2 separate regions of the Homo sapiens genome follow, and region 2 is linked to region 1. Evidence: read pairs that join two places in POLR2A ChIA-PET (ENCODE). Cell type or tissue: OCI-LY7. All regions are shown on one strand.

Region 1 (2,500 bases):
TCAGCACTCAGTTAAATGGCACGTCTTCCAAGAAGTCTTCTCTGATCACCCAGGCTGAAGTAATTTGCCTGCATTATTCTCTCTCATAGTACCTTGTCCTTCACAGTTAAGGTGACCATATCATTTGTAGTCCAACCTGGGACATTTTTGAGAGTAAAGGGGAATGCTTTTATTTTACACAGGGACAACAGGTATAGATTAGGTTACCCTATTCATAGCTTTTTTTTTTTTTTTTTTTTTTGAGACGGAGTCTCGCTTTGTCGCCCAGGCTGGAGTGCAGTGGCGCCATCTCAGCTCACTGCAAGCTCCGCCTCCCGGGTTCATGCCATTCTCCTGCCTCAGCCTTCCTAGTAGCTGGGACTACAGGCGCCCGACACCACGCCCGGCTAACTTTTTTGTATTTTTAGTAGAGACGGGGTTTCACTGTGTTAGCCAGGACGGTCTCGATCTCCTGACTTTGTGATCCGCCCGCCTCGGCCTCCCAAAGTGCTGGGATTACAGGCGTGAGCCACCGCTCCTGGCCATAGTTGTTTACTTGTCTAGTGTCTGTCTCACTAAACTTTATTCTGCAGGGATGGGGACCATACCTATTTTATTTACTATTGAATATACAGAGCCTTGCACAGAGTATTTAATAAATATTTGTTGGATGAATAAGATGCCTCCAATTTTAGTAGCAGGTGCTTTTCATTAAGTCTCTTGAATTAATGTGGTGGAAGTTTTTCCCTCTAGAGGAATCTTGCAATAATGTGTATTACTTTGCCTCTCTTGGGAATGTGGTGTGTTCTGTACAGTTCAGCAAAGCAAGGAAACACTTAGGCAACTAAAATAATAGAGGGTAACTGATGCTGAGGCTAGTGAATGTCGTTACCTCAGATCTGGAGTTCCTATCTTGTCAGATTCTAGGGAAATGCCACACATTTTTTAGTGATGGCCAGGGACAGATTTGGAAGGCTATTGAGTTCATATGGGTGTTGTCTTGTATGGGATGTCCCATTCTTTGAAGCTTATAGGTTTTTGAAACCTTGGCTTAGTAATATACCTTCTACCAGAGTATAGGAGCTCTTTGAGTGTCTTCTATAAGCTCATGAAATTTTAAGACTTGTTAAATAATTTATTCCTTGGTGTTTTTTTTTTTTTTTTTTGAGATGGAGTTTCGCTCTTGTTGCCCAGGCTGGAGTGCAATGGTGCAACCTCGGCTCACCGCAACCTCCGCCTCCCGGGTTCAAGTGATTCTCCTGCCTCAGCCTCCTGAGTAGCTGGGATTACAGGCATGCACAGCCACACCCAGCTAATTTTGTATTTTTAGTAGAGACGGGGTTTCTCCGTGTTGGTCAGGCTGGTCTCGAACTCCCGACCTCAGGTGATCCGCCCGCCTCAGCCTCCCAAAGTGCTGGAATTACAGGCGTGAGCCACTGTGCCCAGCATTATTCCTAGTGTATTAAAGAACCAAATAGGCTCTGAGTTATTTTTTGGTGTTTATAGGGTATGATAAGTCTGTCACTAGATCTTTAGTGAGTAGTAAAGATCTGAAAGAGAGGTGATTTTCTGAAGTTAGAAAGTTGGCTCTTGTGACCAATGAGTGCCACCATTTAGAGGGGGTGGGGTAGTGTGGATGGGACTGTTAAGCAGGAGCTGTTAAGAAGCAGTTCTCTTCTTATGTTTGACCTCAGGTAGATATAGCTCTTGGTTAGTTTGTGGATTATCTTTGCCTTTAGGGTTTTCCTTGTTTACTAGCATTGTTGTAAACTAGCTGATTACCCAGTTTTTGAGGAAAGCAGCAGGAAGTAATAGCTTGGGGAACACCAGAAATCTTTACTTTTCTTACTCTGTGGCCTGCTTGCCAAATCTTGAAAGAGGTTTGCTGGGAAGAGGAGTCAGAAACTAAAAACTAAAATTAGGTTGGAGGGTTATCTTTGGATTTCGTTTATTCATTCTTCCGTTTGCAGAGATGTTTATGAGTAAGCTATATTGGCTTTCCCTTGAAATCAACCTTTTAGGATGCTTTGCGATTCCTTTTTGGAGATTGACTTAGAATTAGAGAGAGCCTTTTGGGCTACTGCTGAAAACAGCTATTTCGGGCAGCTATTAACATGTTGCATGAATGACGTGAAAAGTTAGTCTCATTTTTAAGATCACGGACTTGAGTTTTTCTTAAGATGGAGGATCATTTAAGCATATGGAAGGGAACTAATGTACTCTGGGATGTCTGGAAGAAAACTGTTGAAGTTTCAGTTGCTTGCAGTCTGGAGAAGCACTAGCCTACTCTATTTATTTTATTTTATTTATTTATTTTTTGAGACGAAGTCTTGCTCTGTCGCCCAGGCTGGAGTGCAGTGGCGCCATCTCGGCTCACTGCAAGCTCCACCTCCCGGGTTCATGCCATTCTCCTGCCTCAGCCTCCCGAGTAGCTGGGACTACAGGCGCCCGCCACCATGTCCGGCTAATTTTTTTGTATTTTTAGTAGAGACGGGGTTTCACCATGTTGGCCAGGATGGTC
Region 2 (2,500 bases), 930 kb after region 1:
ATGAAGGAGGGGGGCGGAGGAGAGGGAAATGCATGTTTCCACAAATGGACCATGAGCCCACCAGGCAGGCTCTAGATGGGGAAAAAAACCCCTTACATTATCATGTGACTTGTACAAGAAAAAAGGTACCTGCAAAGGGTCAAGGGACCAGAGAGGAGAACTTGAGAGGTATTCTGGAGGAGGCGACTTTTGATGTGAGCTTTCTAGGTGAGTAAAGGGCATTGTAGATGAAAGGACTGGCTGGTAAGTGGCCAGCAGATAGAAATACAGGCTGAGCTCAGGGGAGGGTACACCCAGAGGTGGGGAGGAAGGTAGGAAGTGAAAAAGGAGGCTGGGCGTGGTGGCTCACGCCTGTAATCCTAGCACTTTGAGTGTCCGAGGCAGGCGGATCACTTGAGGTCAGGAGTTTGAGACCAGCCTGGCCAACATGGTGAAACCCCATCTCTACTAAAACTACAAAAATTAGCTGGGTGTGGTGGTGTGCGCCTGTAGTCCCAGCTACTCAGGAGGCTAAGGTATGATAATTGCTTGAACCCGGGAGGCGGAGCTTGCAGTGAGCGAAGATCATGCCACTGCACTCCAGCCTGGGTAACAGAGTGAGATCCTGTCTCAAAAAAAAAAAAAAAGGAAGTGAAAAAGGAAAGGGAGAAGGCCAGAATGGAAAGGAGCTAAAGACAGACTGAGCAAGGCAGAGTTGGAGGCCAGCGCAGGAAGGGCTCAAAACATTTGCAAGGACAGTTCACATCCCACTGGTATGTCAGCTTAGATTTAAAGCACTACCCAGAGTTATTCAAAGCCAGACAGGAGAACTGCAGGCATCAGAATGCCCTGGGGACGGGTCCAAAATGCAGAATCCTAAGCCCCTAAAGAGTCACTCTACGATGAGATCCAAGAATTTGGGCTGGATCCCACTTCTCCTGTCCCCTGCCCTCACCACTGAGGACCTAAAGCATAATAAAAGGGGACAATCTCTGCCCTAAATAATCCCTTTTGGCAGTTACTTTCTGTTTTCAAACTTCAAATCTGTCCTCTGGGACTAACCTAGGAGATGAGGGATAAGGGAATTAACATTTATGGAAAATGGAGGAACCCACATAGGCACCTGTGTTCACCTAATATTCCTTACCAAGCAGTGGGTGCTGCCATTATCTCCATTGTATGGATGAGAAAACAGGCTTAAAAGAGGTTAATCGACCAGGTGCGGTGGCTCACGCCTGTAATCCCAGCACTTTGGGAGACCGAGGACAGCGGATCACGATGTCAGGGGATCGAGACCATCCTGGCTAACACAGTGAAACCCCGTCTCTACTAAAAATACAAAGAAAAAAAAAAATTAGCTGGGCGTGCTGGTGGGCGCCTGTAGTCCAAGCTACTCAGGAAGCTGAGGCAGGAGAATGGCGTGAACCCGGGAGGCAGAGCTTGCAGTGAGCCAAGATCGCGCCACTACACTCCAGCCTGGGCGACAGAGCGAGACTCCATCTCAAAAAAAAAAATAAAATAAAATAAAGAAAAAAAGAATTAGCTGGGCATGGTTGCGCACGTCTGTAGTCCCAAGCTACTCGGGAGGCTGAAGCAGGAGAATTGCTTGAACCCGGAGGCAGAGGTTGCAGTGAGCCAAGATCACGCCACTGCACTCCAGCCTGGTGACAGAGCGAGACTTCGTCTCTAAAAAAAGAAAAAGAAAAAGGAAAAAAAAAAAAAGAGGTTAAGTAACTTGGGCGGGGGCGGCCAGAGCCACAGAACTAGTAAGTGATAGAAGTAGGATTCTCACCTAGTTCTTTCTGATGCTAGTTGGAGAGGCAGCTTTGTTCAGTGGGTTTTAGAGCCAGGGCTGCTTAGGTTTGGATCTCACCTCTATCCCATATTATTTGCTGGGACTTCCTTAAAACAGTGTGGGGCTCAGGGCAACCCAATGAGTATGGGGCTAAGACAGCTGCCACCGAGTCAGCATTTTTCACAGGCCCCTCGAGATAGCACTGAAGACAGAAATTTCTAAATTGAATTTTATTGATGTTCAGGAAAGAGAAGTCAGTCACAACCCCCCTTGGCCCTCAGCCCCAAGCAGAGAGCCCAGAGTGTGTGACCTCAGGCAAGTACCAAAACCTCTCTGTGCCTCAGTTCCTCATCTGTAAATTGGGGCAAATGTCAGTTGATGTGAGGATTAAATATGATGATATCCTGGCTGGGCACAATGGCTCATGCCTGTAATCCCATAACTTTGGGAGGCTGAGGCCGCTGGATTGCTTGAGGCCAGGAGTTCAAAACCAGCCTGGCCAACATGGTGAAACCCCATTTCTACCAAATATACAAAAATTAGCCAGGCATGGTGGTGCATGCCTGTAGTCCCAGCTACTTGGGAGGCTGAGGCACAAGAATCGCTTCAACCCAGGAAGCAGAGGTTGCAGTGAGCTGAGATTGCGCCACTGCACTGCAGCCTGGATGACAGAGTGAGACTCTGTCCCAAAACAAAAAGAAAAGCAAAGCAAAGAAAGAAAAGGAG

What was found. Peaks named below come from ENCODE experiments on the same cell type or tissue, not always from the same donor. Only the 100,000 strongest peaks of a DNase experiment are listed, where the experiment ranks them.
Region 2: POLR2A ChIA-PET joins it to region 1 with 8 read pairs; 1 of 35 experiments calls an interaction of 5 or more read pairs at or near these places.

Annotation. Positions count from the first base shown.
Region 1 is chr17:44,059,963-44,062,462 of GRCh38, reverse strand. All of the region lies in intron 2 of LSM12 (LSM12 homolog), which reads left to right. Among named protein-coding and RNA genes, the nearest start is that of LSM12, 5.5 kb to the left of the region's middle. In OCI-LY7, no CTCF peak of the experiment used is centred here; no DNase peak of the experiment used is centred here.
Region 2 is chr17:43,131,764-43,134,263 of GRCh38, reverse strand. It overlaps NBR2 (neighbor of BRCA1 lncRNA 2), which reads right to left. Exons shown (of 8, transcript NR_138145.1): 3 at 1,541-1,665; 4 at 1,127-1,308. It also overlaps a transcript of BRCA1 not described here. Among named protein-coding and RNA genes, the nearest start is that of NBR2, 7.5 kb to the right of the region's middle. In OCI-LY7, no CTCF peak of the experiment used is centred here; no DNase peak of the experiment used is centred here; H3K4me3 peaks cover 342 bases; H3K27ac peaks cover 790 bases.